2 separate regions of the Homo sapiens genome follow, and region 2 is linked to region 1. Evidence: chromatin contacts called from ENCODE Hi-C or POLR2A ChIA-PET data. All regions are on one chromosome and are shown on one strand. Each heading gives the region's core, a stretch centred on a gene start or an enhancer-like site at or near the end of the contact. The rest is flanking DNA. Distances are from core to core; before and after follow the strand shown. Region 1 overlaps CASC15 (cancer susceptibility 15). Region 2 overlaps CASC15 (cancer susceptibility 15).

What was found. A loop is a pair of places that touch in the nucleus more often than their neighbours do. ChIA-PET counts read pairs that join two places held with the same protein, here RNA polymerase II (POLR2A). Pooled maps may share reads with other maps.
Region 2: a loop to region 1 is called in a pooled map, with 2.3 times the contacts of the local background. The contact joins two enhancer-like sites. A Hi-C loop is called at or near these places in 1 of 168 maps with a recorded cell type or tissue (CD14-positive monocyte) and 3 of 50 pooled maps. POLR2A ChIA-PET finds 5 or more read pairs at or near these places in 2 of 52 experiments (AG04450 and Panc1).

What each region holds. Positions count from the first base shown.
Region 1 is chr6:21,911,636-21,918,602 of GRCh38, reverse strand. All of the region lies in intron 5 of CASC15 (cancer susceptibility 15), which reads right to left. Among named protein-coding and RNA genes, the nearest start is that of NBAT1, 230 kb to the left of the region's middle. RefSeq lists an enhancer at 4,347-4,396. Within about 2 kb of position 4,327, at least 5 of the 41 ENCODE cell types and tissues checked have a DNase peak (open chromatin) inside an H3K27ac peak, as active enhancers do.
Region 2 is chr6:21,852,634-21,859,779 of GRCh38, reverse strand. All of the region lies in intron 4 of CASC15 (cancer susceptibility 15), which reads right to left. Among named protein-coding and RNA genes, the nearest start is that of CASC15, 190 kb to the right of the region's middle. RefSeq lists a silencer at 3,068-3,362. Within about 2 kb of position 3,084, at least 3 of the 41 ENCODE cell types and tissues checked have a DNase peak (open chromatin) inside an H3K27ac peak, as active enhancers do.

The DNA.
Region 1 (6,967 bases), core at 3,078-5,577:
ATCCAAGCATCGGTACCTAGGGCGAACCCCTCCCTCACTTCAACCACTTCAGAGCACTTTTGTGCGTGCTTCCCCACCGTGATTACAGAAATCCTGGAGGATCCCAAGAGTTGAGGCCATGGGGCCAGGAACAGCCCGTCCTCTCTCCTTGCAACCTGTGTTTTCTCCTCAATACCACGGCAGCCAAATGTGATCCTAGGTGATCCTAAGCCCAGATGGTCGCTGTGCAAGTGCACACCTGTACATCCCTGTAGTGTGGAGACAATCTATGCTAGAAGTAAACAAGCAGCGGCACATGCCTCAGGAACCGCACAAGACGAAGCCTGAGGCTTCTGAACACACATCTTTTTACAACTCTAAACCCAGAAGTGCATTAGTGTTCTTGCAAAACAGGCTGTGCGGCAGTTTTAAAAGCCCAGCTATAATACCTTCATAAGACCTGTACTTACAGGGACCCTTTCATCCAGGAAATTCAAAGTACTTTACAAGCTCAGAGCCATTCATCTAAACACTCCAGGGAAGTATGCAGGTGGCCTAGGTTAGACTCATTGACGAAGAAACTGAGGCAGCCTGACAGCCTTAAGTAGCAGTCTTTAAAATGGTCTTTGCTTTTTGAAAATGAGTAGCTTTAAACATGTACAAAAAACATGCCACTGATAGAGGAGAAAAAAGGGATTTCCACTATTTTTGTAGGCATTAAATTGAATTTAACAAAATTAAATACTATAGTCATAGAAATCTATGCCTTGGTGTAGTTTTTATCCAAACGAGCCATGAAAATTTATGCTCAATCCACTACAAATGGCTCGTTAAATTTGAGCTACTATCGCCTTTCAAAATGCAAATTCCATAATCACAAATTTTAAGACAGAAATTTCAATTTTTTCCCCTCAAATGGAATCAGGCTTTTACACCTTTAGCCAGAAAGCACTTAGCAAAGGTGATTAGCATATTCTCTCTGGACTAGATGGAATCAATATCAAGCCAGGGAGATTAGCTTCATTTGATTTTTAGTGGGAGGTAAATGGCCCCAGGGAAGCATGTCTGAGAGGAGTGGAGGAAGAGTCCTTTCATAAATCAGGGAAGTTAAGAGTTCAGGAAGAACAGAACATAAAAAGTAGCCATTTTTGTTACCTTAATGTAATCCAAACAATGTTTGGACTGAATACAAATATTTGAAAGTTATGTTCATAGAAATAACCAACATTCAGTGAGTTATCATTTTGTTCTAACCACTGTACTTCCTGCTTATAAATAACCCATTTTATAGGCCAAAAAAAAAAAAAAACAGCCTCAGAAAAATTAACAGATCCAGTCTCAAAACAGTTTACCATGGAGTTAGAAAAATATTCACTCATTTATTCCATAAGGCAACTACATCGAATCTGAAATATGAAAATATATATAAATTTCTCCCAGGGAGTTCATAATCTAGTAGAGAAATACGCAGGTAAAACAATTTTCCAAAAGGCATGTTCAGGGCACCATGGCAATGCAGTGACAGCTGAATTAACTGAGGGTCTAGGGCGGGTAATATGAAGGATTTTGCAGAAAGGATGTCCATTTCAACAGGCAGATCAAAGGAGAAAGGAACTCTAGACTGATTACAATGGCTTATGTGAATGCATGAACACATAAGAGAACCTAATCTAGGTCTCTGGGGTCATCTGGCATGGCTAGAGAGAATGAGGATGCATAAGAAGAGGTACTAAAAGGTAATCCTGGGCTGGATAAGTGTGCACAGGTAGGAAATTAGATGTTAAGAATTAATTATTCGGCCAGCGCAGTGGCTCACACCTGTAATCCCAGCACTTTGGGAGGCTGAGGCAGGTGGATCACCTGAGGTTGGGAGTTCAAGACAACCCTGACCAAAATGGAGAAAACCCGTCTCTACTAAAAATACAAAATTAGCCAGGTGTAGTGGCACATGCTTGTAATCTCAGCTACTCGGGAGGCTGAGGCAGGAGAATCACTTGAACTCAGGAGGCAGAGGTTGTGGTGAGCCGAGATCATGCTATTGCACTCCAGCCTGGGCAACAAGAGCGAAACTCCATCGCAAAAAAAAAAAAAAAAAAAAAAAAAAGAATTAATTAATTACTTCTGCAATTGGGTATGTCTTATCTTCCCAACAAGCTATGTCTCCTTGATGGGAAAAAATCTCCCCTTGGATTCTAGCAGAACAGTTTATGCCTAAAATGGTTTAATCTAAACCACTGATTGCTATTACTTCTTTGTCACCATCATCAGAGCTAGCACTTAGACAACGGCTACAGGCATCACTATTAGCTCTTTATGTATAATAACCTATTTAAAGCTTACAAGAGCCCAATGAGGCAAACTGTATTGCCAGCACCATTCTACAGAGGAGCTGAGGCACAGGAATATGCCTAGAACACTCATCTGCTAACTCACACTGTCTGGAATTTATGTCCCAAAACACATACAAAACTGAAGTGCAAGATTATGTTACTAGGAATTTTCTGCCTCCTTAATTGTCAGTTCTCTTCCTCCCATCCCACACACCCCCCATCAACATAAGCAAATGTCATGGACTTGCCAGGAGATGACTAATAAGCTCATCAACACTGCTTCTCAGCCATCACATAGTATCTGCCACTTTCCTCCTCTCCTGCTCGGTCCCATCCAGTGGTATCTGCCAGTGAGAACCAGTGTCAAAAGTGCTAATGGCCAAGATACTGATTTAGCTGCTGAGCTCCCAGTGATGTCACTTCCCAAGGCTGCACAAGCCACTTTCTCTTCTACTGCCAACCCTGTCCCTGATGTAGTTACTGATGCCACTTAACATACTCAATGTGGCACACAGATTTTGGTAAATCAGTCATCTTGAGATTTTGCTTTCACTTTTAACACAGCCCATTCTCCCTAGGTTTCCAACATGATTCTGTTCGACTGGAAAGTAATCCAAGTGATTGGCAGCATGCTTCCCTTGGAATCCTCTTTCTGTCTATTAACACATTTTTCAACTTTGGTTTACATAAACATCCCTCTATTCGATTGTGAGCTCCTTTGGGCAAGCCTTAAAGAGGTACATAAACTTTCATAAACTCAAATTGCTAGTAGGCATTCAGCTTGTTGAATGAATGAGTTGAGTATTAACTTTCTAACTCCACTGTAAGCTCTTTGAGACTGTACAAGCTCCTATTCACTTTTCTGTTTCTCAGTTTCTTGTTTGTAAAATGAAATCATAAGAGCACGAGCTTCAAAGCGTTGCTGCGAAGATCTGTAAAGCAGTTAAAATGGTACATAGCATACAATAAGCATCTAATAAATGTCTGGTACACAGCATACAATAAGCATCTAATAAATGTCACTATCCATATCTATATACTTAACAGCTACTTACTGTTTTGTATAAGATGTGAACAAAAGTTCTCTGAAAAGGAATTTGGAGAAAAGAGACTTTATTTCAGTGAACAGTCTGCAAACTGGAGAAATACGCTTTGGTGTAAAAGGAAGGTGCATTCCAGAGAACAACAAGAGGGTTTGGATTTTACAGCAAATGTTCCCACCCAAGTTTCCAATCGAGTCTGTTAATTCAAAGATCTGAAACTTGTTTAGTTCCTATTGATTGACACAAGTGAGTTCTGTTGATTGGTTGATACAGCTGAGCCCTGATTGGTCAATACAGCTGAGCTTTGATTGGTTGGTTCAGGTGAGTTCTCAACGTCCCAAAGTTAAAAAGATGTGGGGGTTTCCAGGGTTTGGGGGAACTCAGAGTATGTGTGGGGCCTCAAGTCAGCAAATGGCTGCTTGACTCTATGTTAAATCTAAGCCCACTTAGCCACTTGGGATCCATCTTGAAAAATTGGCTTTTTCAGGTTCTCATCTGTTGACAGACATAAGCAATGTCTATTTGTGCTTTAGATATTTCTTATCCAATTCAACTGTCTTCCTATAGAATGAGGACTTTCCCAGAGGTACTTCAGACAATCATGAAAACAAACTGTTGGAGACCAAAACACCAGACCTCCAGACGTGTCCAGACAGATCTGAATTCAAGAGTATGAGTGAGCAAAGATAAGGCCAAAGGCATAAAACCAGGTAAAACCAAAGGCACGTTTTCCACATGAACTTAAAACTATCAACTGAAAAAGAAAAGAAATGCCTATGGCCATGGATCGGCTATGCTTCTGGGTGGCAATACACAGCATACAACTGACCCAAGTGCCATTCCTACCTACCTAATAAATGGCTGTCAAGAATTATGGCAGTGTGCTGCTCTGTATTTTGGTGGACACACCAACATAAATCCAACTAATATCAGACTGTGTGACCTCACCCTTGGACGCGAGCCAGAGGTTTCACTTGAGATCTCGGAAGTTATCAGATCTGGAAAGTGTTTCAGTTGCTTTCTCTTTTAGCCCATTTTAAGCAAAACAAAAGGCAGCACGGACCCAAAGAGGCAAGAAGGTAAAACCAGAAATTGTCTATACTCCATTACCCCAAATTACCTGATGATGAATAAATATTCATTGTTCCGTGGTTTCAATAGAAAGTAAACACCTATTTAAAAAGACCTGATCTTCGTCATGCCTTTAATCTCTTCCTTTTCGCTTATATCAGAGAGAGAATATTCATGCTTCCTGACCGAAAGATATGCTTCTAATACAACCTCAAACAAACCCTGACCCAAACCCTGATTCAGTGTTCTTTTTTTTTTTTTTTTTTTTTTTTTAATTGAGACAGAGTCACTCTGTTGCCCAGGCTGGAGTGCAGTGGCTCGATCTCGGCTCACCAGTCTCTGCCTCCCAGGTTCAAGCGATTCTCCTGCCTCAGCCTCCCACGTAGCTGGGGTTACAGGCATGTGCCACCACACTCGACTAATTTTTGTATTCTTAGTAGAGACAGGGTTTTGCCATGTCAGCCAGGCTGGTCTCAAACTCTTGACCTCAGGTGATCCGTCCACCTCAGCCTCCCAAAATGCAAGGATTACAGGCATGAACCATTGCACCCGGCCACTATATTCTTTTTCTTTCACTCCTTGGTCAGTCCACTATAACCCCTTAACCAGGACTCAGCCCGGTACATACCACTGCACTCCTCCCAGTATACCTTAGTGGAAAAGCTGAAATTGCACTGACGTTAGAGGTGCTGTCCTGATATTTGTTGGCTGAATGATCTCAGATGAATTTCTTCACCTCTCCAGGCCTCAGTTTCTACATCTATAAAAGGAAGCTGATCTCTGCAGCCTCCTTACCACCCAAATTCTCACAGGGTCATTAGCCCATAGGTTTCCAGGTGTGCAGTGAAACACAAAATGCTGAGAAGCCACACCCCACTCTTAGCATATGGATGAAGAAGCTCTGAGGAAGCACATGTGTTGGAGGGTAGGGGAGGCCGTCAGGGTAAAAAATACCAAGACAACTGAATATGGGAGAAAAACACTTCTCTTGTCCCAACTGAAATTGAAAACTGTGAGTGTGCACAAGCACGAAGAATAGCTGTCAGGGAGCCCGGTGCTGTGAAGAAAACCTGAAATCATCCCTCTCTACCAGTACAGAGTATCTTTGTATCCTTGTATCTGCTGCAACTGGAAATGGAGAATTAGGCAGATGGAGTGTTTTTAAGGGATTGGACAATTTATTAGGTGCTATAAAACATAGGCAATCAATAAATAATATTTCAATTGATTTCAACATCATTCCACTGGTTCTCTTTAGGAAATTTCAAGCTGATGCCACAATGTTCCACTCTGCTCTCTGCTGCACATTTAGTGAATTCCCATGTGTCGATACACAAATTTAGAAGCTCAGAACAGCGGAGGCCACCAATATGACCGCATAGCATTGAAGAATTTAATCAGTTAATGTTTCAGGATCTACCCATCAAACATTGACAGCTCACAATCAATGTAAGAAGTTACTTTGTAAAATGGACTTTTTTTTCTCCCTTGAATTTGAGCCCTAGAAGTCTGTAATGCTTGACTTTCCTGGAAAACTTCCAGATTCACACTTCACTTTCAACTTTGTGGATTGAGCTTCGTCTCTTAAAGACAATAGTGAATGGTTTTGTACTGGCTGTTAAGTCTGCTTTTAAGAATAGTTTAGGTATTCTTTGCAAAGAGGCTTCTGTTATTTCCATCGTGTTATTTTATTTTCAATTTTTCCTTTTTCCCTTCCATTTGAAATCCCCCCTCGGTGGTGTGCCTAAGTGCTCAGGTAATATACATACAAATGCTTCAACAGACAGATGGGTAAGTACCATCTCATGGTGCCCATACTTCTTAGTGAAAAAAGTATCCAAAACAGAGTGCAGTAATTCCATCCCCTCAAGTGCTATAATAATCCCTGCAGATGGCAGTTCTGCAACTGAAACTGCAGCACAATGGATATATAAATTAGGGCTACCAATAATGCTTGACAATACAATGAAGTAAGTATTCCAATATTCCCATTTCTAATACACACATTACATAAAACCAGAAAAATTACTTTTAAGACAAGCAGCGAAATAAAACTTTCTAAAACGTTTTGCAAAATCAGTGCTACATTCTCATCTTTTTCCATACGCAATTTTCATGTAACTGAGTGTATACTCCAAATAGAAAATTTTCTTAAGCTGTAGACCTCATCAGCTTTGTAGGTTAGTCTCTGTGAGCACAGGATACCTGAAAGCTGGTTAATGAATAATATTTCAGAAATCTTTACTAACATGCTAATCACAATTGGATAGCTCTCATTTAATTATTTAAAAAAGAAAAGAAAACCTAAGTATTATTATTATCCTCATCTTCTAGCTGAGGAAATTAAAGCTGAAAGAGGTTAAATAATTTACCTAAGGTCACATTGCTAGTGGTGACAGAACTGGGATTTAAACCTGGGAATTCGGCTCCCAAGCACTTAGCTACTATACAATATTACCCTGGTAGTTAGTACTAGAGTCCTTAGTTTCACAGGGGTAAGGGAGGAGACTCATATATTTGCCTTAGAAAACATCTTATTAAAAT
Region 2 (7,146 bases), core at 1,835-4,334, 58 kb after region 1:
ATGGAGTTGTGGCATTACATGGCTAAGCTGGTGAGAGTGAATTACCAGAAACTCTGCACAGAATTAAATACCAAAGCATTCTAAGATCAAACCACTTTTGCTAACCTGTGCTGCCCTCAATTTCATAAAACATAGATATGAAGAGTAAGGAAATTAAGGGAAGATATAAGTGTTCAATAACATTGCTGAATGACTGAAGTTTAATTTGTATAGTGCTTAACCACTTGCAAAGTTATCGCCCAATTAAAAGTCCAAAGGATTTTGTACAAGCGCAGAGCATTGGGCGGTTTCACTAGAACAGAATGAAAGTAATGGTTAATGCTTTTCACGGCATACATTCATTAAGACAGAATTCTCAAAAATGTGGGCAGACTCTGAAAGCCTGAGGTTTCAAACCCTGAACCAATGTCAGAAAATACGTCATTTGTATGGATGGAGAAGAATGGGCAAGGAAGTGAAAAGAGACTACTATTTCCAGAATGTCACACTGCTTTTGCACACTCTCAAATAGGCATCTGCTTGTGTGGGAGCTGTGATTCCCTCTCCCCTCCCCACTGTCCTCTAGTATTGTTTAAAAATGACGGAAGAAACAATAGCTAGCTCCACAGAAGTCATCCTCACAAGCCAGATGTCAAGTGAGGGCTGGCAACGTTGGGGCAAAATTAAAAGTGATGGAGGGGGAAACAGTGGTGTGCCCCTTGGGTGGATAGAAGGTTTCATTAATGTCTGTGATGGAATCATGAACCACAACAGTGAGGCATTTCCGCCTCTGGCCTTTTTTTGGTTTTTGTTTTTTTTAGAATCAGGATCTCACTCTGTCGCCCAGGCTGGAGTGCTGAGGCACAATCATAGTTCACCGCACCTCGAACTCCTAGCTTCAAGCGATCCTCCCACCTCAGCCTCCCAAAGTGTTGAAATTACAGGTGTGAGCCACTAAGTCCACCTGCCTTTTTAAGATGTGTTTGAAAATATCCAGGAGAGCAACTCAGAAGTTATAGTCTTAAAACATACCCATTCAGGCAGCTTTGTTTTCCATGCGGAAAGCCCAGGTTGGCTGATATTCCTGGAGGCTTCACGCATCCTGGGAGGCGGCTGAGGTATTCCTTTTCTCCCTTTTAAACAACTGACAGACACTTTCCAGCATCTTCCTGGTGGCTGAGTTGATGAGGGATTTTTTCCCCTCGTACAGTCCTATTTATGAAAATCAGCAGCTAGTTGGTAGCAGGTTAAGAAGCTCCAGGTGTTGGGGGAAAGCAAGCTCCCCATAATTAGCATTTTCCCATTGAAATATCATTATATCCCTGAAATATTATAACTTGAGTGTCCTTAATTTTCTACAGATTTTTATTTTGCAGTGTGAACAAGATCCTTAAGCTCAGAGAAGAATCATTTCCTAGGAAAAAGACTAGCAACACAGATGCTCCATGCAACCACTTCTTGTAAAACACCAGTACTTAGACACACAGACAGATTTTTAAACATAATTCTAAGTTCAACAGACCAGACTCAACGCACAGTGATGCACAAGAATGGGCTATGTGCCCACCCCCAAAACACTGTGGAAGCACACTAAGAATGAGTTCTGATGAGCAGGTGTTCCAGGCAGAGAAATGCTTCTAGTCAGAATCACCCTGAGTTTCAAAAACAGATTTTTAAAGATCAATTTCTAGGTGCATGTTTTTTGTTTTTTGTTTTTGAGATGCAGTTTCGCTCTTGTCGTCCAGGCTGGAATGCAGTGACACGATCTCGGCTCGCTGCAACCTCTGCCTCCTGGGTTCAAGCAATTCTCCTGCCTCAGCCTCCCGAGTAGCTGTGATTACAGGCGCACGCCACTGCACCAGGCTAATTTTTTGTATTTTTTTTTTTTTTAGTAGAGATGGGGTTTCACCATGTTGGCCAGGCTGGTCTTGAATTCCTGACCTCAGGTAATCTGCCTGCCTCAGCCTCCCAAAGTGCTAGGATTATAGGCGTGAGCCACCACGCCGGCATTTTAGTAATTTTAACGGAGACGGGGTTTCACCATGTTGGCCAGGCTGGGGTCACAAACTCCTGACCTCAAGTGATCCACCTGCCTCAGCCCCAAGTAATATATTTTGCGGTAGCTTTTTGATGCAAATATCAGATTATTGTACTGAGACAGGAATATTTTGGACTGATCCTTAAAAACCCATAAAATTTTAAGCTGCTTTTAAAAAAACTACCCAAAAATGACATCCATCAGACAACAACCCTTATCCTATACCCAGTGGGTCAGGGCTAGGCTAAACCACAGAAAGTTATGGAAATGAGTACATCGCTTGCTAAATAAAACCAGGGGTTACATTGTGATGAGATGCATCTGGTCAACCCCTTCATTTTATAGGTGAGATTCAGAGGAATGGCCTCCCCTGGCTAGGAAGTAAGAGAGCCAAGACTTGCTCATATTTCTTCTCTCTAAATCTATGCCCTTTCCATGGTTTGATACTTCCTATGTATCGATGACATTTTACATTCCTATTATGTGTAAGGTAGCTAGACTTTCTTTGCCCAGCTGGCTAAGCAGCATTAGCTTGGTTTTTCACAGGCAAGCCTTCTACAGTCTTCTTCGAATGTACTTGTAGACTCTTTTTCAAATGCATTTGCACACTAATATGTATATTAGTTTTTTATTGGTGCATAACAAATTACCACAAACTTAGTGGCTTAGGCAACAGGCATCTACTAGCTCACAGTTTCGTAAGTCAGAAGCCCAGCCCATCATGACTGGGTTCTCTGCTCAGTGTGTCACAAGGCTGAAATCTAGGTGTTGGACTGAGTTCTCATCTAAAGCCTCTAGAGGAAAAAGCCCCTTAAAAGCTCATTCTTGTCATTAATAGAATCCAGTTCCTTGCAGTTGTAGGACTGACATCCCCACTTCCTTGCTGGCTGTCAGCTCCTTGGGGCTGCCGGCATTCCTTGCCACACAGCCCCCTCCATCTTCAGCTCACAAAGGTGCATTTGAATCTTCCTCATGCTAAGAATCTCCAGCTTCTCTTTCCTCAAGCAGCAAGACAAAACTCTCTGCTTTTAAAGGGCTGGTGTGATTAAGTCAGACTCACCTGGATATTCTCCAGATCTTAAGGTCAATTATACCATAGAACATAACTAGTCAAGGGAGTAAATTCATCACAGACATAGTTCCAGGGATTACTCAGGGTGTGTATGCAACACGGGTCTGGGAGTGAATCATGGGGGCCATGTCAGAATTCTTCTTCCACACAATGCTAATAAGGGCATGTTTATATTTCCCCTAACTCTGCCAAATTAGAAAGCAATTATTCTGTCTGAAGTAAGAATGATGTAGTGGCATGGACACAATTTAGAAAGACCCTTCACAGAAACAAGCATATTCTATGGCTTAAAACTTTCCACTTCAACCGGGATAGCAAAGGGGTAGAAATCATAAAAACAGATAAAGGAGAACAATCTGGGGATGAGACTGAAATTGCCGAGTGAGACAGTGGGGGTGGGGTCTAAGGAAGCAGCTTTCACAACTGTCACATACAACAGACTGTAAGAACATGCTCCGTCAAGATTGTGTCATCTGTGTGCCCCACCCTCCTTTTTTGGGTTAAAGCATATAGCACTAGTTTCATTATAGCAGGGACCATATCTACCAACCATCAAGGATAAGCACAATGCCCAGCACATACTTAGCGCTCAATCAACATTGATTCAAATAAACTTGAGGTCAGAGGGGAATGCTGATACATGCTGCTGATTCTGCTAAATTAGTCAGTGTTCTCCCCTCCCCCAACAATGAGCACTTAGCCAGAAAAAAAGTGAAAACAGAATTGGGAACTTCCTTTTAAAAATGAGTGCCACCTCAGTTCCCTTCATTTCGCCCTATCAAAATACTCCACTAAAATAAAACTAAAGGAGTTTCTCAGAATGCAGAAATCTACAAGGACAAGAAGACTGAGATGACAGCAGCAACAATATCACGAAAGCCAGAAAACTGATTCATGGTAAGTAACCAGCGTGATTTAGCGTGGATCCTAAACTAGCAGTGATGAAAGCAGAACCATCCAAAGCCTTCCCAGGACCTCCGAAGTAGGGATTCAGGTGAAGCTTGTGAGCACAGCAGACTCTCAGGCCCCACGCCAGACCCACTAAATCAGAACATTCAGGTAAACAAATTTCAGACATGCATACTCACTTTATTTACTTATATTTTTCTTTTTTTAGAGACAGGGTCTCACTCTGTCACCTAGACTAGAGTGCAGTGAAGAAATCATAGCTCACTGCAGCCTCAAACTCCTGGGCTCAAGCAATCCTCCCGCCTCAACCTACTTAAGTAGCTAGAACTACAGGCTCATGCCACCACCCTGGCTAATTTTTATTTTTTTGGTAGAGATGGGATCTTGCTATGTTGCCCAGGCCGGTCTGGAACTCCTGGCCTCAAGCAATCCTCCAGCCTCAGCCTCCCAAAGCACTGGAATTATTGGTGTGAGCCACTGTGCTGCCCCCATATTAAGTAGCACTCAGTTTGTTCTCCTCTTTTTCTTTTAGGACGTGTATCAAATTTTCCTGTGTTCCAGGAATTCCAAATTCAAAGAAACAAGAGAACAATAATAGTAATTTTATTTACCAAGTGTCAGGAATCCAAATGAGAAAATGTCTGTACAGGAGACACACAAATACCACAAATTAGCAAATCTAATTGGGTTTTTTTTGGGGGATATTTTTCTGACATTACATGCAATAGTTTTATTTGTCATAAACATTGTGTACATCTTTGACTTCTTTTAGATGTTGTGGTAGTGACATACATATTTGCAATTTATATTGCATGTGTCAGCATATTGAAAATCAGCTCAAATGACCAATTTGTATTATATAACTTGTAAGTTCTAAAAACTTAGTATTAGTAGTACTCCCTTTCCCTGAAGATTTCTTTAAAATTTTAATTGTGTGCCGGGCGCAGTGGCTCACGCCTGTAATCCCAGCACTTTGGGAGGCCTAAGCGGGCAGATCATGAGGTCAGGAGTTCGAGACCAGCCTGACCAACATGGTGAAACCCCGTCTCTACTAAAAATACAAAAATTAGCCAGGCGTGGTGGTGGGCGCCTGTAGTCCCAGCTACTCAGGAGGCTGAGGCAGGAGAATCGCTTGAACCCGGGAGGCGGAGGTAGCAGTGAGCTGAGATCATGCCACTGCACTCCAGCCTGGTGACAGAGTGAGACTCCATCTCAAAAAAAAAAAAAAAATTTAATTGTGGGTGGGTGTGTGTGTGTGTGTGTATATATATATATATATATATATATATATATATAACATAAAATTTACCATTTCAGCCTTTTTTTTTTTTTTTGAGACACAGTCTCCCACTATAGTGTGGTGGCACAATCTCGGCTCATGCAACCTCCACCTCCCAGGTTCAAGCAATTCTCCTGCCTCAGCCTCCCTAGTAGATAGGATTACAGGCACACGCCATATTTTAGCCATTTTTAAGTATACAATTCAGTGGCATTAAGCACATTTGTTCACATTGTTTTTCTATCACCAGCAGCCTGCCACAGAACTCTTGAATTTGCAAAACAAACTCTGTACCCATTAAACAGTAACTCCATTCCTCCACCCCTGCTCCAGGTAAGCTCTAAGCTACTTTCCGTTTCTATGAATTTGCATATTCGAAATATTTCATATTTTTGAGATCATACCATATCTGTCCCTCTGTGTCTGGCTTATCTGAGTTAGCACAGTGTCCTCAGATCCATCCATGTTGTAGCATGTGTCATAATTTCCATCTTTTAAAGCTGAATAATCTCCCATTGTGTGTATATACAACATTTTGTTTATCCATTCATCTATGGATGGACTTCTGGGTTGGTTCTACCTTTTGGCTATTAGGCGGATTTGTTTTTAAACTTTTTTTCCACGTTTTAAAAAGCTGCCTTATTGAGATGATAGAAACTTTTATTTTGGTTTCAGGAAAAAAATATACATCCTTTCTGGAAATACGGGCCTAGGAGTTAACTGCAGGAACTAAGAGGTAGGGAATTATCATGCTTTTGAAATTACAGGTCCTTTAAGACCAAAGCAATAAAAATAGCCACATTCACCTTCCAAGATAACCCATATCTTCTGTTTCCTAACATAGCTGGACTACCCTCATATTCTCAGAGGAATGAGAAAAAAAAAATCCTCTCATTATCTACCAGGAAAAAGAATGGAGAGAAAGCCCATCTGAATTAGTGAAAGCAATGAATTACAGATTTTTAGAGCAAGGCAATTTTATTACTTGCAACCTATGGGAAGCTAACAAATTGTCAGAGAAGCCCTAGGCTCCTATTTTAATGAACACAGGAGAATCATATATAATTACCATATCAAGTGCTACTATAAAAATGGAGACTTCTGAAGTACTTGAAGACACTTGAAAACAGTTCATACTCCAGGATTTTTAACACACCACCACCACCACCACCACCACCACGACCACCACCACCACCACCACCACTAGGACAGTATTACTTAGCTCCTAATTTGCAGCACTGAGAAAGGTTTACGAAGCAAAGATAAGCCTTAGCCCAATATTCAGGATGAATGGGTTTTATATAATTTAGAATTTAAAATTCTTTACTATGAACACATTTAAATAGAAAACTGAAAATACTTGAAGGAAAAATAAAAGCAGACTTCCAACTGACTGGTATATTTAAACTAAGTCTAGATAAATACTTAGTTTATTTATTTGCAATCAACAAAATTACTGAGAAAAGAAAAAAGAGAAAGAATTCCCATGACATAAGACAAGCTTTGGGGAAAGAGAAAAGCAATAACATGACCAAATTCTTGTCATCGGAATAAGTTGATCAAAGACAAAGGGAAACTAGAAAACAATGCAATATCAAAAACCCCAATAAAATCCCTCAAGCTTGGTCATGTTTCATGTTGGAAGGCTGTCTATTATTCAGTTCCAATCCTTAACTTCAAAAGTATAGTAAGAAAGAAATGTCTGCAGCTTTGAATTAGTGAACGATAGCATACAAACAAATTCATCCTTTCTCTTTCATTTGTTTTCCCTGAACACTCTCAAATTGACAAGTGCTAGAATTCACCAAGATCATTACTTCCCACCTGGATTTGGTATCCTTAAAGGAGAAAGAAAAAAAATTCTTTTCT